Regions from separate parts of the Homo sapiens genome. Here all the other regions are linked to region 3. The links are chromatin contacts, found by Hi-C or POLR2A ChIA-PET in ENCODE. All regions are on one chromosome and are shown on one strand. Each heading gives the region's core, a stretch centred on a gene start or an enhancer-like site at or near the end of the contact. The rest is flanking DNA. Distances are from core to core; before and after follow the strand shown. Region 1 holds the start of PDE8A (phosphodiesterase 8A). Region 2 holds the start of ZNF592 (zinc finger protein 592). Region 3 holds the start of AEN (apoptosis enhancing nuclease). Region 4 holds the start of CHASERR (CHD2 adjacent suppressive regulatory RNA). Region 5 overlaps ADAMTSL3 (ADAMTS like 3). Region 6 has its middle 51 kb from the start of CHASERR. Region 7 holds the start of CHD2 (chromodomain helicase DNA binding protein 2).

Evidence for each region. A loop is a pair of places that touch in the nucleus more often than their neighbours do. ChIA-PET counts read pairs that join two places held with the same protein, here RNA polymerase II (POLR2A). Pooled maps may share reads with other maps.
Region 1: a map of CD8-positive, alpha-beta T cell shows a loop between it and region 3 (16-fold over the local background). The contact joins the promoter of PDE8A here to the promoter of AEN in region 3. A Hi-C loop is called at or near these places in 2 of 168 maps with a recorded cell type or tissue (CD8-positive, alpha-beta T cell and naive thymus-derived CD4-positive, alpha-beta T cell), 1 of 37 single-sample maps with no recorded cell type and 10 of 50 pooled maps.
Region 2: a pooled map shows a loop between it and region 3 (5-fold over the local background). The contact joins the promoter of ZNF592 here to the promoter of AEN in region 3. A Hi-C loop is called at or near these places in 2 of 37 single-sample maps with no recorded cell type and 10 of 50 pooled maps. POLR2A ChIA-PET finds 5 or more read pairs at or near these places in 2 of 52 experiments (CD4-positive, alpha-beta T cell and activated naive CD4-positive, alpha-beta T cell).
Region 4: a pooled map shows a loop between it and region 3 (8-fold over the local background). The contact joins the promoter of CHASERR here to the promoter of AEN in region 3. A Hi-C loop is called at or near these places in 1 of 168 maps with a recorded cell type or tissue (CD4-positive, alpha-beta T cell), 1 of 37 single-sample maps with no recorded cell type and 8 of 50 pooled maps. POLR2A ChIA-PET finds 5 or more read pairs at or near these places in 2 of 52 experiments (CD4-positive, alpha-beta T cell and activated CD4-positive, alpha-beta T cell).
Region 5: a pooled map shows a loop between it and region 3 (7-fold over the local background). The contact joins the enhancer-like site here to the promoter of AEN in region 3. A Hi-C loop is called at or near these places in 3 of 37 single-sample maps with no recorded cell type and 3 of 50 pooled maps.
Region 6: a loop to region 3 is called in a pooled map, with 5 times the contacts of the local background. The contact joins the enhancer-like site here to the promoter of AEN in region 3. A Hi-C loop is called at or near these places in 3 of 37 single-sample maps with no recorded cell type and 6 of 50 pooled maps. POLR2A ChIA-PET finds 5 or more read pairs at or near these places in 3 of 52 experiments (CD4-positive, alpha-beta T cell, activated T-cell and naive thymus-derived CD8-positive, alpha-beta T cell).
Region 7: a pooled map shows a loop between it and region 3 (4-fold over the local background). The contact joins the promoter of CHD2 here to the promoter of AEN in region 3. A Hi-C loop is called at or near these places in 1 of 168 maps with a recorded cell type or tissue (naive thymus-derived CD4-positive, alpha-beta T cell), 5 of 37 single-sample maps with no recorded cell type and 12 of 50 pooled maps. POLR2A ChIA-PET finds 5 or more read pairs at or near these places in 1 of 52 experiments (Panc1).

What each region holds. Positions count from the first base shown.
Region 1 is chr15:84,980,606-84,984,387 of GRCh38, reverse strand. It overlaps PDE8A (phosphodiesterase 8A), which reads right to left and starts at 2,532. Exons shown (of 22, transcript NM_002605.3): 1 at 2,040-2,532. The coding sequence starts at 2,225. RefSeq lists an enhancer at 2,351-2,883 and silencers at 2,611-3,100, 3,421-3,470.
Region 2 is chr15:84,747,337-84,750,932 of GRCh38, reverse strand. ZNF592 (zinc finger protein 592) reads right to left here and starts at 2,341. Exons shown (of 11, transcript NM_014630.3): 1 at 2,269-2,341. RefSeq lists enhancers at 1,370-1,449, 1,978-2,817, 2,890-3,189 and silencers at 1,850-2,339, 2,400-2,819.
Region 3 is chr15:88,620,046-88,623,340 of GRCh38, reverse strand. It overlaps AEN (apoptosis enhancing nuclease), which reads right to left and starts at 2,001. Exons shown (of 4, transcript NM_022767.4): 1 at 1,959-2,001. RefSeq lists enhancers at 1-470, 1,957-2,116, 1,446-2,119, 2,120-2,793 and a silencer at 1,747-1,936.
Region 4 is chr15:92,881,593-92,884,997 of GRCh38, reverse strand. CHASERR (CHD2 adjacent suppressive regulatory RNA) reads right to left here and starts at 2,155. Exons shown (of 6, transcript NR_037601.1): 1 at 1,812-2,155; 2 at 1,220-1,413. RefSeq lists silencers at 1,429-1,678, 2,299-2,428 and enhancers at 1,672-2,313, 2,739-2,828.
Region 5 is chr15:83,928,300-83,932,074 of GRCh38, reverse strand. The region is part of intron 17 of ADAMTSL3 (ADAMTS like 3); the gene reads right to left. Among named protein-coding and RNA genes, the nearest start is that of ADAMTSL3, 280 kb to the right of the region's middle. RefSeq lists enhancers at 3,517-3,716, 3,737-3,775. Within about 2 kb of position 2,239, at least 2 of the 41 ENCODE cell types and tissues checked have a DNase peak (open chromatin) inside an H3K27ac peak, as active enhancers do.
Region 6 is chr15:92,830,238-92,833,546 of GRCh38, reverse strand. No RefSeq gene overlaps it. Among named protein-coding and RNA genes, the nearest start is that of CHASERR, 51 kb to the left of the region's middle. RefSeq lists enhancers at 413-472, 1,229-1,428, 1,809-1,858. Within about 2 kb of position 1,731, at least 41 of the 41 ENCODE cell types and tissues checked have a DNase peak (open chromatin) inside an H3K27ac peak, as active enhancers do; they include CD4-positive, alpha-beta T cell, where a contact is called at or near this core.
Region 7 is chr15:92,899,074-92,902,370 of GRCh38, reverse strand. CHD2 (chromodomain helicase DNA binding protein 2) reads right to left here and starts at 2,047. Exons shown (of 39, transcript NM_001271.4): 1 at 1,547-2,047; 2 at 1,072-1,204. The coding sequence starts at 1,133. RefSeq lists enhancers at 1,709-1,918, 1,959-2,028.

The DNA.
Region 1 (3,782 bases), core at 1,283-3,782, 3.6 Mb after region 3:
TAGTTAATATCTTAAAATTTAAAAAGATTCATTTTCAAAGAAAAAATATTAGACTAGAAAAAATGCTGACATTTACCTCTGCTCTACTATCTGACATGCCTAAATGCAAATAACTGTAAATGAGATATCAACATGTACAGTTCATGAATAACAAGTATGGGGCTATTATTTCTGTGGTTGTGGTGTTATAATTTATAATTTGACTCCTGCTCTGGAAATACTATTATTTTGAAGTCTACATAGGAGGCTTTATGAAATCAAATTCCAATGACTGAAAAAGTTTCATCAATCAGTTAACAATTTTTTAAGAAATCAGTAAACATTTATTTAGTACCTACTATGTGTATGCCACTGGGTTAGGCACTTTAAGGATGAAAGTATTTTCTGAGCCCCCAACACAAGACAATGGTCTGCCAATACAGAAGAATGGTTGAAGTAAGTACTTAAAAACTCAGGGACCTAACGGCACTGCGATAGCACAAGAGCAAGCTGCTGCTGCACTGGGGAGGCTTACAAGACACCTAGGTGAATTTTAGGACACCCAATCCACCACAAAAAAAGCCTGTAAGACACAAAGGCCCCTCACTATAAAAGGGCTACTTTGGTAATCTGAAATTATCACATTAGTCTGCAAAATGTTAGATTTGGACTGAAAACTTGAAAGCTGTTAAAGTTTCCATATGCACCTGTGTAACACTTTTTTAAAGCCAAGTAGGCTTAACACACAGCTTAACACTGATATTAAGAGCACCTTGAGTTAGTAAGCCTAAACCATCAGAGGTTTCTTTAAAGAATCTATAGGAGAAGGAATTCAATTTCTGATAATCAGAACAAAGTTGAATTTTCACTTAGGGTATGGGAATGGTGGGGAAATCAACTGTTATGCAACACTGAAAAAGACTTTCCCCTTTCGTACAGAAAAAGTATCATGACGACTGCTAGAAATGTAAGACAGAAAGTACATCAAACTATATCCCTCAAACTTCGGAGGTTCAGCAGTTCTCAGCAAGCAAGGAAAAATCAAACAAATTTTGCAAATTACTCTTTCAAAAACTGGTCGTGATGAGAGGGATGACAGCCAACAATCTGCAGCCATGCACGAATTTTGTTGTTGTTGTCTTTTACTGGTTTAACAAAACATAAACCAACGCATGAGTTCCAGCTTTAAATTCTGAAATGAGAGAACTGGAAAGCTGCTGCTGTGTGCCTTAATGATCACGTTTTTCTTTTTCCTTTTTAACTTTCCTTTAGAAAACCTCAACAAAGACTAAGCCCAGAAACTTTGACAAAACATAAGCCAAGGCAACATGCGCTGGAGAAGACACGCAATGTAAAAAAACAAAAAACCCCAGTCACAAAATGTCCCAGTAAGTCGGCTTAATAAAAGATTAACTTTGTTCTGCTGAATGCTTCAAAAATCGCGTTTCACAGTATTTTCTAATTACATATGCTTTAAATACAGTATGTATGCTAATAAACGTGGACCTCAAATACATGTGCAATGAAGCAAAGCTGATGTTCCAGATTACATTCTAGCAGTCCCGAAGAAAATGGTAACCTGCAACTGCATGTGCAAAGCTGACAGAGGGAAAAGAGTGGTGAGGCCAGTCGCCCTTCCCTTTCTACCACAGGAAAAGAACAAAGTTCACACTGATTTAACATTGCAGGGGCGCGCCAGAATATCCTGGGGGTTTCCCTCAAACACCCGCTCTTGGAGAGGAAATTGATGCAAGCGCCTCAGTCAACTTCACATCGGGCCCCGCCGCTCCGGGAGTCGGATGTGTCCAAAAAACCGACGCCGCGACACAGGCGGCGTCCTAATCGCAACCCTAGGAAATCAGGGTCGCGGGACCTGGGTCGGTCCTTCTCTGAACGCTGCCCCGGCAAGGCGGGAGACTGGCGTCAATCAGAACCATCCAAAGCGGGACAAGAGGGCACCGAGGCCGGGTGGGGGGGACCCCGCCCGGCCCCTGCGGGAAAGTTGCTTACTGGCCGGGCCCGAGTTTCGCGGCGGCCCCAGAGTGCCCGGCGCCCCTTACCTTCTTGCCGCTGCCGTCGCGAAGCTCCGACTCCAAGAGGCCGGCGCCGCGGGTCCGGGGCAAGGCGGCCGTCTTCTGGCCCTGCGGGAGGCGCGGCCCGCCGGACGACAGCGGCGGTGCCGCGGGGCTAGGCGCGTCCTCGGCCACCAGGCGCTCGGAAATGTGGATGCTCGGGGCACAGCCCATGCTGGCGGCGGCGCCGCGGACACGCTGGCGGGTAGCCGCGATCCGGTCAGCAAACGGCCCACCCGGCGCCTCCGGGCCGCCGCGGGCGCCGTGTCATCGCCGCCTGGGCGGGCGGCGGCGAGCGCGGATCTCGCGTCAGGAAACGCGGCCGCCCCTTTTATCGCGGTGCGGGCGCTGCGGCGGCGGCGGCTGCGGTGGGAAGGGGGCGCTTAGGCGGGTGGCGTGCCGAGGCCGCCCCTCCGAACATGCCCTTCCTGAGGCAGGAGCCGACGGCCGCCTCTCACATCGCCGGGCTCGCCTCGGCCGCGCTTCCGGGGAAATAGGGGGAGGAGATTTGCGCTCTCCTTACCCAGGAGCGGCTGAGTCCACGCCGCGCGAGCCACGCTGCCCTCGCCGAGCTGCGGCACGACCCCCGGGGGAGGCGAGCTCCCGGCCGCGCCCGGCCCCGCTCCCGCCGCCGCCGCCGCCGCCTCCCCGGCTCCAGACTCCGCCTAGATGTGGACACCCACGCCGCTCCGCCCGCTGGGCCGCCGCCTCGCGGAAAAGCCCCCCCAGGCCGAGTGCCGGTGGGGTACAAGGCTAGCCTTAGACGCTCCCGCTGGCCGGGGTTTAGGCGCGGGGTCCGAGGGAAACCCCTCGGAGCGGCCGGGCCACGTCCGCCAGGGTAGGGAGGGGAGCAGCTCGGCTCCAGCGGGGCCTGGGGCCGCACCGTCGAGAAGCGCAGAAACGGCTGCGCGCACCCAGGAGTTGCTGGCGGTACGGCTCCGGCTCCGGCTCCGTGATCCGGGCCGGGTTTTGCCGGCAGCGTGCCGCGCCGAGCCCCCAGCGGTGACCTCCAGCGGGTGCTGGCGTCAATGCAAAGCAGCTGGGGCGCCCGCCACCTCCTCCGGACGCCGCCCGCAACTGAGCATGCGCGGCGACGACAGGCGGGGCGCCCGACTGGGCTACCCAGAGAAGGAAAGAGACTTGCCCAGGGACACACAGCCACCTCCGTCCCGAGGCCACCAGAAGCCCGACCGCCAAATTCGAATTCCGGCTCCGTAACTTAGCGGCTACTTGACCTCGGTGGGGTCACCAAGTGTGAGCCCTGGAGCTGTTACCCAGAAAAGAGGCCGGTGGAAAGACCTCCTTTGGGGGTAGTGAAAGTCAAACTGGGGCGCCGCGCGCCGGGTCCCGGGTGGGTGGGGCCTGGGCGTCCGCGAGAAGCCGCAGCCCACGTGCGCTCCCTCGCAGGCCAAAACCTGGCGCGCCACGCCTCGGATTACACAGGCGCCGGGGCGGCCGCAAAGCTACAGCACCGGGCAGGCTGCAGGCGCCCGTCCTCCTCTCATTTTAACCAAAGTGCTAGTCGGGCGTCCGAGACCCCAAAGGCAGAGCCAGGGGAAGGGGCGTACGCATTGCAGGCCTGGGGCCCATGAGGACCCCGGACACGCACACAGCCACTAGCTTGCTGTGTGAACTGGGCCAGTCACTTAACTTCTTGGTGGCTGGGGCTCCTCCCCCACCAGCTGGAGGGCGGTGTCTCTGGGCGTCCATCACGTATCCTGTAGCGGGCTG
Region 2 (3,596 bases), core at 1,092-3,591, 3.9 Mb after region 3:
AATTACACTGGAGATACAAACCAAACTAAGGAGGGAGGCATTCTGCCCCCAAGGCCCCATTGCTCTAATTTGGCCCTAGTCTCCAGACTAATCTCCCCTCTCCCTTTCCCCCTCCAGCCCCACAGGCCTCTTTCACTTCCTCCTTGCTACAGTCAGCTCCACACATGGTTAACTCTTAACCCTCCTTCAGATCTTGGCCTAAACATCACTTCCCCAGGGAAGGCTTCCCTGAGCCCCCAACTCAAATCGGTCTCTTACCCCTCTCTTCAGCTTTCTCTTCTTATATTCACTATAGTTTGAATTATTAGTTTACCACTTCCAAGTTTTACTCGAAAGACACCTTCTTAGGAAGCCTTCCCAGGCCACCGTATAATATAAATTCAACTACCACCCCTGATACCTCAGATTCTCCTTCCCTGCTTCCTTCTTCTCCTTAGCATTTCACACTTTTTAACAGACTATATTTTTGTTATATATTTTATTTATTGTCTTCTCCCCCACTCCCAGGAAAGCACCACAAGGGCAATCATTTTTGCTTTCTTTGTTCACTGCATCTAGAACAATGCCTAACACGTATTTGTTGACAAATATTTGTTGTTGAATAAATTTCCACGACTATTTATTTATTTTGAGATGGAGTCTCACTCTGTAGCCCAAGCTAGAGTGCAACGGCACGATCTCAGGTCACTGCAACCTCCGCCTCCCGGGTTCAAGCAATTATCGTGCCTCAGCCTCCCAAGTAGCTGGGATTACAGGCATGCACCACCACACCCGGCTAATTTTGTATTTTTTTAGTGGAGACGGGGTTTCACCATGTTGGTCAGGCTGGTCTCGAACTCCTGATCTCAGGCGATCCACCCGCCTCGGCCTCCCAAAGTGCTGGGATTACAGGCGCGAGCCACCGCGCCCGGCCACGACTATTAATTATTAGACTTTCCCAATGGCTAAGAACTAAAACATGGTATCTTTCTGGCTTACCAATGTACTCCCAACACCTAGCTCAGTGCCTGGCACAGAGTAAGTGCTCAGTAAAAATTTATTTAATGAATCAAAGCCACAACTAGTTGAAAAATTGGAAAATGATCAAAATGGACGCACTAGCACCACACTTCTGCCCCTTTCACTGTGTAACGTAACAGTGAGGTTGAGGAAACAGACTACTAAAATACCACCAAGCATCCACCAGGCCAGGAATCTGTCTGTCCACATCCTCCGCACTCTGCCACACTGTGCACCACACTGCACCCGCGACAGAAGCACCCTACAGGCCCTCCATGAGCACAGGCCTGAACTCAAGTGGGCAAACCATAAGCCAAATACCGTCTTACTCCCCAAGTCCCATTCTTCTACTGCCAGTCCTATTCTAGACTAGTCCTGGATGCCAAACATGCTTCCCTGGGTGGGCCTGTGGACTTATTCCAATCCAGGACCTTTAATGCCACCTTTGGCCTACTCAAAAAATGGTTTAAAATCCCTAAACAGCTTCAATAATCCTGCAGTACTCAGGAGCAGGCATACCTAAGGTCATACGGACCCCTCCCCCTCACAAACGCTGATCCAAGGCCAGGAGGCCATCTGTCCAGCAGACGCTCTCCTGTCCTCCCTCAGGTCACACTGAGCCTCCCGCCAACCCCCTCGTTGGCAGGAAGAGCCCTTGCAGAGAGACAATTTTCACCCTGATCAACAGGCCTGGTCACCCCTGAGGACCCCAACTCTGGAGCTCTAGGAATACCTGTCTGCTCCGGGAGAAACCTTCCTCAGGGTCAGAACTTGGGCTCAGGGGAGGGGAGTACTGAGGAGCGCCAAAGAGGGTCGTTCCCCGAAGTGTCTGCCCTGTGACGGCGACAGCTCTTCGGGCGGCGGGGACGGTCGGGCTGACAGGCCGTCCCAGAGGGAGAAAGTGGCACCGTTATCCGTGCCCGGGCTGGGGGCCGCCGGCTATCGCCGAGGGCGGCCGCACGTCCCGCCCAGCGCGGAGGACAGCAGCGTGCCCGGCCTGCCAAGGAGCGGCGGTCGCAGCGGCGGTCGCAGCGGCGGAAGGGGCCGGCGCCCGACGGCCGGGGGCGGGGTGGGGTGGCGGCCCGGGCCCGCCAGGCGGCGGTCGGGGGAAGTGGCTGCCGCCTCTGGCGGCGGCCAGGGTCCGCCAGGCTGCAGGGCCGGGCCCCGGCTCGGGCTCGGACTCGGTCCCGGCTGCGATCCTCCCGGGCCCAGGCTGGGGCTGCCCCGGCCCGCAGGCCCCGCTCGGCCCGGCCCGCGGGGGGCGCTTACCTGGCGGCGGCGGCGGCGACTGCAGGCCAGAGTCTCGGCCGCGCGCGTCCCCAGCGCCGGCTGCGGGAGCCACAACATGGCGACGGCGATGGCGGGCGGGGCTGCGGCTCCGGGGGCGGAGCGGGGGCGGGAGCCGGCCTGGCGGCGGGACCTGGCTGGGGCTGCCGCGGCGGGGGATTGGGGGGGGGGGGGGGCAGGCGGAAGGCGACTCGGACCTGGGCACCGGCCCAGGACGGTGCGGTGGAGGGGCTGCCCCGGCCTGGGCCCGGCCTCCCGCCTCCCGCCTCCCGCCCGAGGCGGGCTGCGCGGCGCAGGCCCGGCGACGGCGACGACGGCGGCGGCGGGTAGGGCGGGGCGGGACGCGACGGGACGGGGCGGGGCGGGGACGGCGCCGCTCAGGGCTGGACCCCCGACCCCGGCCGGCCCCCGCCCGGCTCCAGTCCCCGCCACCCGTGCTAGGCACCCTGTGCGGTCGGGCAGGCAGCCGCTGCCAGCGACCTGGGCCTCTTGTCCTCTGACGCGCCTCGGGGCAGGGGCAGGGGCCGAGGCCGCCCACTAGAGGAACAGGATCTGCCTACGCAGCTGTCTCGCCCGGCAAAGAGCGCCCAGGACCCGGGACTGCGTCCTCTTCACTGAGACCTGGCGCATAGGGGGCCTAGTCGAGGCTGTTAAGTGAAAGCAAGCAGGGGTGGCGTGGGCCTGGCGCTCAGGTGCGCCCTAAATGTTTGGTCATAGCTGGCTACAAGGACATTCGCGCAGGCTTGGAGGTGCGGGGCAGCCTGACGTGTTGCCTCTGGGGTAACCGAGGGACGCGCGGCAAACAGAGATGGAGGACTGGCAACGGGTGCCTCGAAGAGGTAGACTGGGAGATCTCTCAGGGTTACTGGGGAAACGATGACTGTGCAGGGTGAGAACTCAGTGAGTCTGGCAGAAGGCTGGGAGGGTGACCGGCAGGACCTTCCAAGAACCCGGCGTACCTGGAAACTGGGTCCGCAGCATTAGGGCGGCAGCAAGGTCAGGGTGTGGGAACACGGAGATGAGGCCCTGGTGACTAGGAGTGAGCACACACTGCTAACCATGGAGAAATTCCTTCTCCAGGAAGGAGATGCAAATGTGCAAGATGGCTGGAACTAACATGCAGCCGGAGCCTGCTGTGCACCAGGCACAGAACTGAGTTGAAGAGCTTGTCTAAAGAGTATGTTAGCCAATGAAGCAATGGAGTTAATAAAGGGTGATGATTTCAAATGTTTGGCAGTGAGAGAGAGAAAAGTAGGCCTGGAGCTCAAGAAGTACCAAGAGTAAAGGAGAAAGTTGGGTCCTACTGTGGA
Region 3 (3,295 bases), core at 752-3,251:
CTAGGGCAGGGCACCGCATCCTGACTTGACTCATCCAGACCTGACCCATCCTGACTCATCCACCCTGCTTGCTCATCCCATCCTTTCCAGGAGAAAAGGTCTCTCTTTTAAAAAGGTCTTAACTGTAACCAACTTCCTCATATTGACAGTCACATCTTAGAACTGACAAATTCAGAACCTTAATCTGCCTCAGCCCAGCAATGGGAGAAAAAAGCCTAAGAAGCCCAATGCCCACCCTGCTAATAACTAATTTGGGAAAGGGGGCTGGCGGATAGTCCCCTCCTTTCTCTGTGAGGGGCTGAGGCTAGGAGTAGGGTGGGTGGCTTTCCTGATCCTACTGGCAAGGTTTTAAAGAAGCCAGAAATTAAGTTATCTGAGAAAAGGTCTCTGTAGCCTCCTATTTCAAGAGAGGAAAGTAGTCCTTTTCCAAACACCCTGACCTTGCTTAAGAGAAGAGAGAAAGAGACCTCCCCCTCATATTGTTCTGTATTATTTTATACTCAGTACCTGTTTTAAGAAGAAACAAGGAAGCAAAACCAAAGGCAGGCAGCCCGGCGCCACGCACCAGACCCAAAACCAGACCCAAAACCAGGCCTGGGCCTGCCTGACCTTAGCCTGATAGTTAAAATTAAACCCATGACCTAGCAACCGATGTTATCCATAGATTTCAGACATTGTATAGAAGGACACTGTGAAATCTCTTGTTCTGTTCTGTTCTGTTTCACTCTGACTACCGGTGCATGCAGTCCCTGTCACATACCCCCTAGATTGCTCAATCAATCATGGCCCTTTCTTGTAAAATCTTTAGTGTTGTGAGTCCTTAAAAGGGACAGAAACTGTGCACTCAACAAGCTCGGATTTTGAGATGCTAGTCTGCCGATGCTTCCAGCTGATTAAAAGCCAATTCCTTCACTACCTCTGTGGGGTTTTGTCCGCGGCTCCTCCTGCTACATGCTGACACGTCAAAACCAACAGTCATCAAGGACACACCTCTTTGGGGACCCAAATGTAGCTCAGTGAAGCTGGAGAGAAGTTCCGCTCAGATAAAACAACCCTTTCAACAAGGACAAACACAAGCCTTTCTCTAGCCTGGACCCAGCGCTCTGGGGGTCAGACACCCGGCCTTCAGGCAGGGAGGGGGTCTGGCCTAAAGAAAGGGTCCCAGCTGCAGAGTCAATGGAGCAAAGGCCCCAAAGGAACCAAGAAGTCAGAATCCTCGGTGGCATGAGAGCCACCAACCTGCTGGCTGATCAAGAGGGCAGAGGGCAGTTCTAGACCCTCCTCTGGCACTAAGTAGCTAGATGATCTGGGGCAAGTCACGTCTCTTCACCATCAACCGAGGGCTGTGAATTAGATAAGGGCTTCCCAAATGTAGTTAATTACCATATGACATCTGATGAAAGGCTGATTTTCAGGCCCACTCCCACACCGTCCTAATTGCTATTTTGGGGAAAGGGGCCTGAGAATCTAGATTTTTAAAAAGAGCGCGGACGACCCCTACCCTCAAGCCACAATTCTGATAATCGCCCAAACCTGAAAAAACCTGGCTCGATAAGGTCCCCTGTGCTGCTAAAAAGTCCACGGAACAACGACAACAACTAAAGTCTGCTATCCTGGCACGACCTCCCCGCCGGCTGGCGTTCTCCCAGGCGTGACGCGTGGGAGGCCTGATCTCACCGGGAAGGACTCGGGCGTTGGTCACTTGCTGGCCGCGGCAGCTGGGCCGAGTCCCAACGACCAGCGCCGCCCCCTCTGGCCCTGGACCCCCGAGCAGAGCGAGGGCTGGAGACAGGCGGCGCCCGGCCTGCTTTTCTGCGGGCCGGTAGGGCAGGGTCAGCCCAGTTCAGGCGTCCCCGCCGCAGGCCGGGGCGGAAACAACGCGCGGGGACCTGCGACCCGGGACACGCGGCCTCAGCCCGCCCGACCCCGCCGCCCCGGTGCAGGGTCCTGGATCTCACCTGAAGCCCCGCGTGTCTCTTCCGGTCTGCACGTGGCGTCCGGAAAGCCGGCAGCTCCCACATGCCCGGGCAAGCCCGGCTCCGACTGCCCGCCTATTGGCTCGCTGGACGGCAGCGCCCGCCCAAGACCTCTTCTGATTGGTCGAGCCTGCCTGGCAGCGGGGAGGCGGGCGAGAGCAGAAGGGGAGGGACTCCTGAAGAGGGCGTAACTCGTGCTGCGAGCCGGCCATACTGGCGGGAAATTTTAAAGAGAAGGGAAGGGAGACTGACCTCCTGTCGTCCCTGCCCGGTCCCATCAGTGTTCCCCGGCTCCAATCCACTCCTCTACCTGGGTCGGGATGTGGGCTCCTGTAAGCCTGGTACCACCAAAGGCCGAATGACTTACTGAGTACACCCACATCTGCAGATTGGGAACATCGGCCCTTACCTCCTCGGGTGTTCTGGGATTCAAGGAAATAATATACACAGTAGGCACTAAAGAGAGACTTTGAAAGTCAGGTTTCCTCCGTCAGCGCTGCTTTTTCATTTATTCTTTTGCAACACTTGACTCCTAAGTATTAAGTTCCTACGTGGGCTTGGCAGTGGGATGCACACAATAAACACATAAGCATCCTGAGTTGTTTATCTAACAGCAGGGAAACAGCAAGGTTAACAGAAAATTCAGTGCAACATGAGGCCGGGGCGCGGTGGCTCACGACTGTAATCCCAGCACTTTGGGAGGCCGAGGCAGGTGATCACCTGAAGTCAGGAGTTTGAGACCAGCCTGACCAACATGAAACCCCATCTCTCCAAAAATACAAAAATTAGCCGGGCGTTGACGGGAGCCTGTAATCCCAGCTACTCGGGAGGCTGAGGCAGGAGAATCGCTTGAGCCCAGAAGGCGGAGGTTGCAGTGAGCCGAGATCGCGCCATTGCACTCCATCCAGCCTGGGCACCAAGAGCAAAACTCCGTCTCAAAAAAAAAGAAAGAAAGAAAGAAAGAAAATTCAGTGTAACATGAGTAATAACAAGAACAATAATAAACAGTTCACACGTATTATGTGAGCACGAATGATGTGCCAGGCAAAATACTCAGTTAATTTGTACAATGACCTTACTATTATTTCAGTTTTACAGTTAAGGAAATTGACACTTAAATTAAGGAGAAACACCTAGAATCCAAAGATCCTTACCTAAGCAGTCTGACTTCTCTTAGTTCACATTTTGCAAGCAGAAGTGATTTGGAAACGTACCTGTGATGAGAAATAAGCTAGGAGCTCTTTCTGATGGGAGTACAAATTTGAGGGAAGCAGGACAAGGGATGAGGTCACAAGAGAGATCAATCCTTTTACCCAGGC
Region 4 (3,405 bases), core at 906-3,405, 4.3 Mb before region 3:
CCAAGTGGGATACTAGCTTTGTCTCTAAAGCTACTCTAAAACTTACAGTATCTAGACCTTTACACTCAATTTCAAATCAGGGTCTTCAACATTTTCATTTCAGTCTTTCTCCTCCCCCATTTATCATGTAAAAAGATCTTTCAGGTTAAACTGCTAACAATTATTTTGCATTTCACAATTCAAAGAGGATTCTAAAGAACTAGATTCAGAATATTCATTTAAAACCACTTTCAGTGTTCAAAAATTTCAGAAACATTGATTTGAAAAACCAAAATTGGTACTTAAGACAGATTCTGTAAAATCAAGATATGCGCAACTGATGTAACATGTACCACTATAGGAAGGCTACTCAAAAAATAAAACAATTTTACTGGAAAAATGCCCTTAGAAATATGGTCGAATAAACCAGTATCTGATTTCAGATGTACTATGTAAGTCTGCCCAACACTATTTTTACGTAGTTCTGCACCTTTACAACACAAGAGCTCCGCAGAATGAAGACAAATATATTCTAAAATACACAAAGGTTTGTGCGCTTCTGGTTTGTTCTTCAAACCACTACACTTAAAAATTACCCTTCCAACATTTTTCTAAGATTAGAGACTATACAGAGAACTCTACTAAATTTTATGAAACCTGTACTTTTAAAATACTGTTCCGTTTTAAGCATATCTAGATTTTTATACATGCAACAAATGCAACAAATATGGCTCCTCTTCATCGCCCATTACCGAGAGCAGTCCTACTTTATTCATATTTACATTACGAGAAAGTAACTTCAGGAAGAGATTTGGTGTCAGAATGTTCTTTTGTGAAAGTTTTTCGATCATGGCTTGTGATAATATAAATTCTTAAAAATAATTAAATTATGAACTTTTAAAGACTAGGAATTGACCCAAGTACGTTCTAACATTCAGGTGTGAGAAGTTGCAGATAACGGCTCCTTGAGACCTTTTTAAAAAGTACCAAACAGTGTATTTAATCATATTTAAATATCAGGAGATCAAATGATCTTGGCGTCATTACTCGGTAAAATAAACTACATTAACCAAACGTCATCAGCTAGCTAGCACCGTAATTATCAAATCTATTTCCATTAAACAGCCTTGACGACACAGTAAACTTGTCTTCGTAATTCTGAAATACCAGAAGCACTCCTCCAACTTGCATTTTTCAAAGACAACCTTAACGTCATAAAGGTTTAATAAGCAGCAAGTACCTTCGCATGTATCACTGCAGCCGTTTCAAAATCGGCTTTGAAAGAGTTAAAAGCCAACACCCAATAGGAGGGAAAAAAACAAGTTTTATTTTTGTTGAAACGTAGTCAGGGTTCCATTGTTCTTTTAAATTCGATCATGAAGATGAGTTCCCACCTCACCGGAAAGAGGTTAAAAAGCTCCTCCGTTGGAGAACCTGAAAGGGATTTTTTTACCCTAAATATCAAAATAACTCACCAGGACAGAAAGGGGCTCTCCACGCCCGATCCCCTTCGGGCTCTCGCCGGCATTCACCCGCCGCCCCTTTCCCGGCGGATCCAGTCCCGGCGACGAGGCTGCCCCCCGCCCACCTGCCGCCCGCGGGCTCTGCAGCGGGGCCCCGCGTGCCCCCTACCCCAGGACCCTACGACTCGGGCCCAGGGCACCGAGGCGCATCCCGCCGGCGAGAGCCGGCCCCCGACCACGGAGGGGCAGTGCGAGAAGAGCCGAGCGGCGAGGCCCGGCCCGCCGCCCCCTCCTGCTCGCGCGCTCAAGGACATTTTGCTTTTCCTCCCAAGGACAAAGGACAATAAAAGGAGCTAGGGAGCCACTCACCGGGTCCGAGCGCGGCCACCGGCACCTCCTGGTCGCCCAAACCCGAGTCCCGGGCCGGACCGCCCGCCCGAGCCTCCCGCCCGCGCCGGGTCCAGCCGCCGGGGCCCGGGGGAGCCTCCGAGGCGGCAACCGCAGCGGCGCTTTCGGCGTCGTGGGCCCGGCCGCCCTGGGCGCCTCTGCCGCGGGCTGTGACGCCGACGCGCGCGGCCCGCCTCGCCTCAGCCGCGGCAGCCCCACTCCCGCGGGCCTGCTGGCCGTCCGGGCGTAGCTCCCCGCCGGCCGGCGGGCCTCGCGGCCGCGGCGGAACGCCTGACAGCTCGGGGTGCTGCTGCCTCTCCGGCCATCTTGTGCCGTGTGTGTGGTGTCTCTCTCCCGTCTCCTCTCTAGGCTTTACTCCCTCCTCCTCCTCCCCCCGCCCCACACACCACACAACATGGCCTCTTCGCTGCGGCGGCAGCGGCTGCGGCGGCGGCAGGAGCTCCGCCGCGCTCCAGCCCGCTCCCCTCCCCCACCATCCCCGCCTCCCGCCCGCAGGCCCGGGGGCCAACGCGCACGCGCGCCGCCGCCCGCCCGCCGCGGCCATTGGCTCCACGAGCTTCCTGCATCCCCTATCCGGGAGCGGCCTCACGCACGTTAGCTGGCGTCTTCCTCCCTCCCAACAACAACTTCTTCCATTCTATTGGTTAATTTCAACACCACCCCTTCCGCCTCCTTCGTGCGGATAGGCTGGCCTTAGTGCCATTCACTGTCCGTAGGCGTTTCTGGTTTTCTTGAGAAGCCCCGGGCCACGATTGGCTGGTGATGGAACCTTTGGGGTTGGAGCTGAGCTGTTGCTTTTTTCCCCGCAGTGCGGACCCCTCCAGGCTAGCTGGAGGGTTCCTGGTATGGTCTAGGCCAGGCTAGAATGGTTAGTGCAGGGTCGCACAAATAGTGGATTCGCGTCTAGAAAAAGCTCTGGCTTCGGTGTTTCTAGGTTCAGATTTTGTCTTTAAAAAAAGGGAAAGAAAAAAATGACTGACAGGATGATGAGCAAACAAGATACAGGCCCACAGCCCTTGGGCAAGCAGCCATATCCTCAAAATATTTGTTCTAAGCACCCAGGCCTTCCATGAAGGTCACACAGTCAGGACCAATGGTTTTACCATCAGCACATTCCCTAGCCCCAGTATCCGAGTTGAGATGCGATTTATTTGTGGATTTGTAGACTGCCTGTTGCGCATTTACCTGAGAGCCTAAAAGAATGTCTAGTGTCTTGTGAGCTGTCGTCATGGAAATCAAAAAAAACAATTAAAAAGAATGTCCAGTGTCCTGAGGCCTTAGCGAATCAATCTCAATACCGGTTGACTGGATTCCACCCTGTAGGACAATGTTTGTTAGAGTAGCAGTTTGAACCTGAAAAATCATAGTCTACCTTTTCAACCTCCTTCCAGAGAACCAGGCAAAACAAGTTTCATTTGCTTTCGGCAAATCTCACTTTTTTTTCGTTACTTCTTCCTACTTTAACGTGGAAACAACTCTAAGAAGACCATAGGAAAAAAATGAAAACCTAAACTTTCCTGAAATGGATGGGGAAAAAAAAAAGAGGTAGCTCTCT
Region 5 (3,775 bases), core at 990-3,489, 4.7 Mb after region 3:
TCTGTTTTTCATGAGTGGTAGCTTTTAAGATTTTCTTATCGTCCCTGATTTTCTGTAGTTTCACTATTTCATATCTATGTAGGGATTTATTTTCATTTGTTTCTCTTGATACTAGGAGTGGATATTTTTTCCTAAGTTTTAGTAAACAGTTTACTTCATATCTTCATTCTCTGACGTTACTTCCATATTTCTTAATTTTCTTCCCTTTCCCCAAATCATCAACTATTTTTCTTTTATCTTAGAAACTGAACTGTCATTTGCTACAATTGCTTTGGGACCTCAAGCTCCAAATAACCACAAGTGCAGCTCCATTCACCACCTCATGTTTCCATTCCTTTCCTAGCCCAGGTAGTTGTTTTCTTACTTGTGTCTTTGATAGGCCCCCTTTTATACTGCATCTACCATTGATCTGTATTTGGAACAGAATATGATGTTACAACACCATCTTAATTGGAAGTCTATCAATTACTTAGACTATAATTGATAATATCTAAATTCCAGAAGTTTTGAATGTGAGTGAAGTCACCGAAAGTAGATACATGGGTCATATTTGGATGACAATTGGACTACATAGCTAAATAATCAGAAGGTTTCTGTTTCATGATTAAAACAATTCAGCTTAAATTTGTAAGTTTATTGATGTGACTTCAGGATGATCATCTTTTGAGCAAGTGTATAGCTAGATAAATCAATTATAGTCACAAGGAACTGGAGATGGAGCTGTTTTTATTTAAGAAATGGGCAACAATTTCTTATTCACAGACAATGAACTCAATAAAGAATTGTTTTTTATATCAAGAAATAGGTAACAAGCTGGTACAGAAACACATCACTATTGCCTCTTGCTTTCCTCCTTTCTTCCCTAGCAGTGTTGAATCCTGTTAGAGAAGAAGGCTCTCCTCAGACTAGCAGGACCATTATGTAACCCAGCATGCTTCTACAAGCTGCTGGCTCTCTCCTGGAAAAAGCAAACTCCATAAATAGCAGGCACTCAGCAGTTATAGGATAGATCAGGGGGAGTAACCCCATAAAAGCAAATAAACATCCAACACCCCACCTTGGAGAGCCCAGGCTAATACATCAAATACATTTGCCTTTGGGTAAATAAAGATCCACTGGCTGTTCAACCCAATCTCAGTGGTAAGTTTCACCCTGGGGTAATATTTTACTGCTATTGCCCTTGGAGTCAGTAAATATTTGTATGGAAAATATTATGCAACACACTGTTCCTGTTATTCCTACACCACTAGTTTCTAGAACCTAAAACATTTTTGTAAACTTACCTTTATTTTGGCATCAAATCTTTGTCTCTGCTGGTTTTTTTCCAATATAACTCTCAACCTTTGAAAAGTTTATTAAATTTGCAACTTTGAAATGAGGAATAGTATTTCCTTTCACATAAAAACAGACTCTTAATTTTGCAAAGTGGCCAAGACATGTTGTCTGCTCTATTATTCCTAGCTTGGAAGCTCTGTGGGCAAGAGATTGCTGAGGAAGAGAATGTGTAAGAACTCTTGCTGAGGCACAGTGATGAGAGAAAGGGGATACAGTACACAGGCTGATGCATGAATAAACCAGTAAGCTTTCTTCAGTAAATTTAAGAAACAATTTCTAGATTTGTTGCTAAATCTTGTTCTGGTTTGGTGGGCAATGGAAGAGCACTGACTAAACTCAACCCTGCCTTGACCTCCTGGGCAGGTCAAACCAAGGCTGTCATCCTTAGAACTAAAACCCCAAGCACGTCACACTACTCAGGTATGGACATAAGGATTGTTACAAAAGGACTAGACATAATTTGAAGACATGAGTGAAAAATGCAACCTGAAAGCACTACTCAAAAATGAAAGACTGGAGCTTAGGGGACCTCGGTGATCATAAAGTCCAACACCTTTCTTCATTATTCATATTAAGAAACAGGGTCCAGAGAGCTAAGGAACTCACCTGAAATTCCTTGAGAGACGTGGAACTGAGGCTTTATCCCATGTCCCTGATCCATTTCCAATTTTCTTTTGACTTTTGAGAGTTCCTTGCTATCAAGTGTCTCAGGTAAGGATCCTATCTCACATTCTGTTGAACTTCATTTTACCAGTGAGAAGTGAGCCAATGATTACTTTTATGGGAGAGAATTAACTAATGTCATAGTAGCGAAGGTCTCTAAGAGGCAGAGGGCATAGTGTGTGCAAAGGTCCAAATGGCATGAATGAGCAGGAGTGTGGGTCATGGTGCATAATTTACTGTGGCTGCTGAGCAAGTTCCTTAGGGTGAGTCTGAGTGTGTGTGTGTGTGTGTGTCTGTCTCTGTCTCTCTGTCTCTCTCTGTCTCTCTGTGTGTGTGTGTGTCTGTCTCTGTCTCTCTGTCTCTCTCTGTCTCTCTCTGTGTGTGTGTGTGTGTGTGGTAGAGGTGACAGGAGATGTGGTTTAAGAGTTGGATCCAGGGTCACAAAGGCATTTATATGCTGTTATAGGTTGAATTGCCTTCCCACAAAAGATGTGGAAGTTATAACCCCCAGTACTTGTGACTGTGACCTTATTCGGAAATAAGTTCTTTGCAGATGATCAAGAGGAGGTCATTAGAGTAGGCCCTACTCCAATATAAGTGATGTCCTTATGAAAAGGAGAAGTGTGGACACAAAGACACAGAGAAGGAAAACAATATGAAATCACAGGGACAATGCCATTCACAAGCCAAAGAATGCCAGAGGTTACCTGCCAGGAGAAAGCCATGGAACCAAGGCTCTCTCACAGCTCTAAGAAAGAATCAACGCCGCGGACACCTTAATTTTGGACTTCTGGTCTCCAGATCTGGGAGATGATAAATTTCTGTTCTTTAAGCCACTCTGTTTCTGGTGCTTTGTTATGGCAGCCCCGGCAAAAGAAACACATGCCAAAGTAGAGAATGTGGGTTTTAATCCATAGATAAAGGAGTGTTGTTGAAGGTTTCATGCAGAGGCACACACAGTCATTTTGCAACTTAGAAAGATAAAGATCTTTCATAGTCGTGTGTGCACATGGATCAGAGCAGGAAACAGGAGAGTCAAGAGTTCATTTAGAAACTTGTGAAACAGTTCAGGTAAAACATATCTGAATTAAGGCAGTGGCAGTTACACATGATTAGGACAAATTCATCAAGTACTGAAAAGTAAATGGTCAAGAATCTCAAGTTCATATTATCAGAGAACAAAAACCATAAAAGGCCACTTTATGTGATTCCACTCAAAAAAGAAACTCAGGTTTCATGATAAAGTGGGGGAAAATGTTTGATTTAGTCTTGAAAATTTAAATTAAAAATTATAAAATCAAGTTATCTTATCTTGAACATAATTGTGGTTGTAATGCCAACTTTATGCACTAATTCTTAGAATGGCAGAGAATGAATTGTAAATTGTTTCATATTTTGGCTTTCTTTTCTGAAAAAATTATATGATGACACATTATGGCTACCTTCACTTCCAGAGCAAGAGTGGAACAGTTATTTTCACAAAAATAAAACTGAGAGTTTCATCAGTGTTCTTAGGGCCTCTCTTTTCATCCTGTGATATGCAAATCATTCTCATTTGAAGTGCCTTTCATGTTGTTATCATTTTCGTTTTCTCTGTTTTAGTTGTTACTTGGCTAGAAACAGGACAGAACTCTGGTGAAGACTAGCTTCATGTCAATCTGCAGTAAGATTTAAATCTAGAAATAAAATATACCCCAACATATTGGGTTGTATTTTCTTCTTTTTACTCTTCTTTGTTAATGGCTAGCAATATATCATAGCTAGCTGGGTGTGGTCA
Region 6 (3,309 bases), core at 482-2,981, 4.2 Mb before region 3:
TACCAGCCCACACTGCAGATTTTGAACTTAGCCTCCATAAGCATGGATCGATTCCTTAAACAAAATCTCTCTCTCAGTCAGGCTCATGCCTGTAATCCCAGCACTTTGGGAGGCTGAATCGGGCAGATGGCTTGAGCTCAGGAGTTCGAGACCAGGCTGGGCAACATGGCAAAACACCATCTCTACAAAAAATTAAAAATTACCTGGGCATGGTGGCATGCACCTGTAGTCTCAGCTTCTCGTGAGACTGAGGCAGGAGGATTGCTTGAGCTAGGAGAGGTTGAGGCTGCAGGAAGCCAAGATTACGCCAGTGCACTCCAGCCTGAGTGACAGAGCAAGGACCTGTCTCAAAAAAAAAGAGAGAGAGAGAAATCTTTGTCTATAAATATGCACATCCTACTGGTTCTGTTTCTCTGGAGAGCACTATTACAGCCTGCTTTGCTAGTATCAACAAAACCACGGGCTTCTTGTCCAGAAGTTTTTGCCCCTGCTTCATAACTGCAAATGGAATTTTCATGGAAAATATTTCCTGTGTTGCTATTTTTTTTTTTTTTTTTTTTTTGTCATCCAGGCTGGAGTTCAGTGGTGCAACCTCAGCTTACTGCAACCTCCCCTCTGGGTTCAAGCGATTCTCATGCCTCAGCCTCCTGAGTAGCTGGGACTCCAGGTATGCGCCACCACGCCTGGCTGATTTTTGTATTTTTCATAGAGAGGTGTTTCACCACATTGGCCAGGCTGGTCTTGAACTGACCTCAGGTGATCTGCCTGCTTCGGCCTCCCAAAGTGCTGGGATTACAGGCATGAGCCACAGTGCCCAGCCACATTACTTCTTAATAATAGATAATGTGCCCTAATATACAGTATTTACATAAAGCCTTGCAGCAAGGTGGCAGTTTTCAGCCATTTTTTGAGGAGGATGTGAACAGGAGCCGTTACACGGCTCATCAGTCATCTGTTGCAAAGAAGCTGTGCTCAGCAGCGCAGAAGGATATCTTTCATTACTGGAAACCGTGAATCAGCTCGAGTGAAACAGGGCTCTGTCAGCTTATAACACTTAATTATGTTTTTAACTCCATAAATTAGTTCAAGTAAAGCCGTTTGAAAATAGCCAATTTCCAGTTTGAACTTACAGAAAATTAATGGCAAGAATGCAAACTTCTAATGTGTTAAGAAATTATTTGAATTTCTTAACTGTGTCTCCCACTAAAAGTTTGTGCTTTAAATTTTGTGTCAGTTCTGCATCAGAATTATTCAGTTTCCTCTTATGCAACAAACCCTAGAAAATTCTAAAGTTTCAGAATAAGAGCATTTCCTAAAGAAGAGAAAATATATTGGGGGTGGTGGGGGGGAATGGGATCAGTACGTGGCTCAAGTTTTTCACCCTTGAGGAGTTAAGAAAAACACTTCAACATAAGGACAAAAGCTCCCTTGTTTAAGCACTTCCCCAGCTGCACTTCAACTAAATATATCCTGGGCAGAGTGTTTTCATTTCTCCACCCCTCTCCTGAGCCAATCACATGGTGACAAACAGCTCGGAGGCCCCTTGGGACTAGCACTGCAGAGGTACAGGCTTGGTTACAGGGCTTCGCGTTCCTTTCCAGCACAGGCCTGCTCTGGGCCGCCCTGCCTCCCCCAGAGGCTGCAGGGAGCCCCAAGCAGGCGCATTGCGGGCTCTGCTCAGAGAGACGCCTCCACGGGTTAATTCAGCGGCCTCTGTCTGGAATTCATGCACCACCTGGGCTGACAGCATGAATGACTCATTGTTTCCCCTCTGAACAGGCTGAGGAGTGCTTCTTGGTGTCAATAACTGAGGCAAAGTAAAATTGTTTTTTCCCTTTCAACATGACCAATTTTCTAAGACTGAATATAGAACTGGAAATCTGCAGGGTGTGTTTCTTCTGCGGCAACGGTAGCCAAGGTTACTGCTTTGAGTTGGTCTGCAGGGACAGAGGATTAAAATTTACTGTCTATAAACAGAAGAAGGCCTAAAGCCAGAGCTCCTTTATTTACAGCTTGTGTCATGGTTTTATAAAATGAAGGAAACTTAATTGAAACCTCTAGTTTGTGTAAACCTGGGATCTGACTGTACACAATACCTGATTTTATTTCTAATACCCGTGATTTGTATAAATGAAGATTTTGATGATAATTTTCCCATAGCTAAGTATAAGACATGTATGCTTTGAAGTCCATATATGAATCTTCCATACCAGCATTTCCAAAGCAGTGTATTAATAATTATGCCCCACCTTCAATTTTCCTATATGGCACCCTTCTCATTTTCAGTTACTTTTAGTTTCCTTGGGAAACTGGACTGGTTGATATTCCTGGACTATGGGATCTTTTTGCCTTGCTTACGCATATCTCAGTCCAAAAGCTTGACAGCCAGAACTATACAGATATTTTACTACCTTTCTGCAAGTGTGCGTGTATAACACTCTTGTTTCTTTGAACTCTTGTTTCTTTGGCCTCTTATACTTTCCTAAACTTTAGGTGTTTTTTTAAAAAAATTCAAAAAGAGGCCGGGCGCGGTGGCTCATGCCTGTAATCTCAGCACTTTGGGAGGCCGAGGGGGTCAGGTCACGAGGTCAAGAGATGGAGACCATCCTGGCCACTATGGTGAAACCCCATCTCTACTAAAAATACAAAAATTAGCTGGGCATGGTGGTGTATGCCTGTAGTCCCAGCTACCCGGAGGCTGAGGCAGGAGAATTGCTTGAACCAGAGTTGGAGACTGCAGTGAGCCAAGATCACACCACTGCACTCCAGCCTGGCGACAGAGCAAGACTCTATCTCAGAAAAAAAAAAAAAAAAAAATTCAAAAAGAAAGATGTAGAAAAAAAAGAAATAAATGCAGAAAGGAAAGGGAAAAAGGTCTTGTGTAGATTCAGGACCTTGGTTCTAATTCAAATCTGGGAGGTTAGCATGCAACAGAGTACTTTCTTCATCCAATTAAGTAGCAGCCCTGAATAGATTCCAAGTCATTCTGACTTTGAATAGGGATGAGGACAGCTGATACTGAAGAAGAGAGAATGTTGAGGCCCATGTATAGCCTTAAAAGAGAGAGAGAATGAACTTGGGATGTGGAGATTAAATAGGGCGTTTAATAAAATGGCAGTAGATGCTTTTATTTTAATTGGTATCAATCAGCTCAAGTAACCTTTAAATTTCTGCAATAACAGGAGACTGAGTTGGCTTTGGCAGGGCTCTCTATCCCAGGAATGGAAACTCACGCAGGTTCTGAATCAGAAAGAATCAAAATAACAAAAAAAAATTTCCGTCTTTCAAATCTATGCTATAATTTAGCAA
Region 7 (3,297 bases), core at 798-3,297, 4.3 Mb before region 3:
AAATGCATAAAGAACACATCAAAAAATGCATTCATATGTACTTTTAAAAATTAATATACAGAGGTCATACAACAAAAACATCTTAGAGGCTTTATTACTTCATCACTAACAAGGTACTCCAAGGAATGTGAAACAGATCATGATTTGCACAAACAGTACATTTTTAAGCTTCAGAAGATAAAGCATTCCAGACGACTCTGTCGAAATACATCAATAAATTTAAAGCAGCTACATCTAAATTGTGAGGATAAAATACATCTACCAACAGGAAATCAATGTCTTAAGCATACAAATGCAAACCTTAAAATAATTTAAATGTAAAATATACAACTGCAAATATTAATCACAGTAACAAACACAAAATAGAAGTATATATTAAGAGTATTCCAGGATTTCTGTTATTACAGATTTGATTTCATAAATGCAGGAACTCTAACCATCAAGTAAAGGTTTTGATAAATCACATCAAAATTTCCTAAAATGTCAAGTGTATCAAAAGAAATATAAAGTCACATAAAAATATAAACTGAGAGGCATCAGTCAAAGGGTCCTTTAAGTGATTTTGTTTTTAAATGTACATTTTTTCATTCATATAACTTTCTGATATGTCTATTTACTATAATTTACTACTACAAGGCTTCTCTATGGCCCTCAGTTACAAGTTTAGATATCCTGGATTCTTCAAAGAAAAAATTTGCCTTGTATGTAAAATGGTGCAATGCAGCAATGGCTAAACCGACAAGGTCATTTTTCTGCAGTACAAAAACCTAAAAACTGAAATTTACTGACAGAAAAACTGTACATTACAGTAAAGGCCCCTTTGAATAAAGGTACCTTACCTTTTGACTGCTGTAAGAGGCCTTAAGTCACAACTCAACTTTCATAAATTGCTACCAAAAAATTAGGGTGTGGCATATTAGCAATCTCAAGGTCATGCTTTAAAAAACGAATCCAAATTAGAAAAACACAATAAAACAGACAGCAATCCATGTCTGTCAAGGTAAACAATTGTAAGCTGAGGTTTCTCCCCCAAAAAAAAAGACAAAAAGGAAGAAAGTTGATAGCTCATACCTCGATGCATTGCTGTGTAGCGAACTGTCCTCCTCTTGGCTTTTGTCCTTATTTCTCATCATCTTTTAATTCTTAAATATTAAGGGGGAGGGGGAATCTGTGTTTGCTTTGAAGTCCTGTGCCCAGGTATTTACTGTCAAAAGTTGAAAGAAAGGTAAGGTCCCGGCTTCTATCGATGCTTTTTATTATCAGGAACAAAGTCCTGACGATGTTAACGATATTGTTATAACACAACAACGGTAAGCACCAAAAAACTAAATATTTCTATTTTTTCCTTAAAAGAAAAAACAACAGGATAAACCGAACAGTGGAAGCATCACTATCAATAAGGAAACTTTCTCAAAGTAGCACACTAGATACAAATAACAATCTCTGTATCTTATTGCGTCATCCAAGAATTTCTCGTATTTACAGAAAACAAGGCAAACTTAAACAAATAAATCTTTAAAATTATCACCAATGATCGTGAACTTACCTGATCCATGTAGTATGTCCAAACCAAGAGTCCTATCTACTAGTAGAAAAATATCAGATCCCAAATAATTAAAAATAAAGGCAAAATCCTCCGTTAAAAAACGAAAAATAAATAAAATAACCCTCAAATATGTTAACTGGTCAAAAAAATAAAGCAATAATTAATACTAAAACAGGTCCGAAAGAAAAAAAACCTCATTAGGAGAGCGCACAAAAATGGAGGTGCGCCATGGCTTCTAAGCTGGAAAAAACAACGACCTGGGCTCTCAGTACGGCTGCTTCTTTCCAACAAGGCACGAAAAGAAAGCTCCTAAAAGCTGCTTTTCTCCCAAAAAAAGGTTCGAATCGACCCCAGTAAGTCCCTAGGAAAGGCAGGGGGCTACGGGGGCCCCCTGAGGCTGCCCGAAAGTTAGGGAAAGTTGCGTAAAGTGAGGCAAAGGCAGGGAGCAGAGCGCGCTCTCTCTAAGGCACAGCCGCCATCTAGAGCCTCCTTCCCAGCTCTGAGAGCTCTGCCTTTGATTGACACTCTCTACATTTACCCCACAACTCAGGTGATGTACCATAGACCCACCCCTTCATCTCCACCAAAAAAAAAAAAAGGAGAGAGAGAGAGAGAGACAGATCCTCCATCCCAGGGAGCCTAAGGACCCCCACCCCCACACCTCCCTGCCCCTCCAGACCACCCCAACAGGGGGAGGGGGGAGGGCTTCTTAACCCCCTCTGGCTCAAGCACCCTTTTTAAGCCAGAGAGAAATGTAATTTGTTCCTTTTGTCTAAAGATCTGCTAAATATTTCAGTCCTTGAGCTAAAATAACTTCCTCCCTGGACAGGAAGTGGTGTTTTATCAAGCCATTTTGAAAAAGGGATAATTCTTAGAGAATCTAAAGCTCAGCTAAGTACTAATCTTTTTAAAAATTAATCCCCCAATGGGTGAAATGATTGCTAAATAAAAGTAAAACCTTAATTTCATAATATAAATTCAAGTTTTTCCTTCTTTATGATGCCTAAAAATAATCTAAAGACAAAATTTAAGGGGGAATTTTCCATCTCCACTGGAAGAAAGGGGTAACTTTTACAACTCAAGAGCGCCTCCCTAGTGTTCAAGTTGCACTGGAGCAAAAGTTAATGCAACCAATTTTTATTCAAGAATATCCATTTTTCTTTGTTCTTTCACAAAATTCTTTAACCCATTATATAACCTTGAAAATATTACACTCCTCCCCCCAAAGAAACTTCTCATAATCACAATATATTTACTTCCCATACTGATTCAGGCAAAAATTCAAGAGTATGGTCCAAACACGATCACCTTTAAATCAGTAACCCAAGAAACTCCACGTCCAAATCCAACAGAAAACACATATCCCAACACTTCCCTTATATTTCAAATCAAGTAAGTATACACCCATTTCAACAATGTTATTAACAATAGGACATACGTGATTGCAAATTATCAAAGTAATGTCACAAAGCAAATTCTCCTAAATATCAAAACCATGAGATCCACAGAAACAAATTACTAATTCCAGAAACAATATCCTACCAAGCACTCCATTCAGACAAGCATATTCACACACCCAAAAAAATCCAATCAACTTTCCTTATTCAACATAATCTGCCAGAACCATGTCTCTCCCTCACTGAAGAAATCCACTTTAGATTTACACCAAACAAAATCAACAATGTCCAATCTAGGTAAAATCCATAATCCAAACTGTTTCAATTCCATACTCTACACACAAAGATAAATTT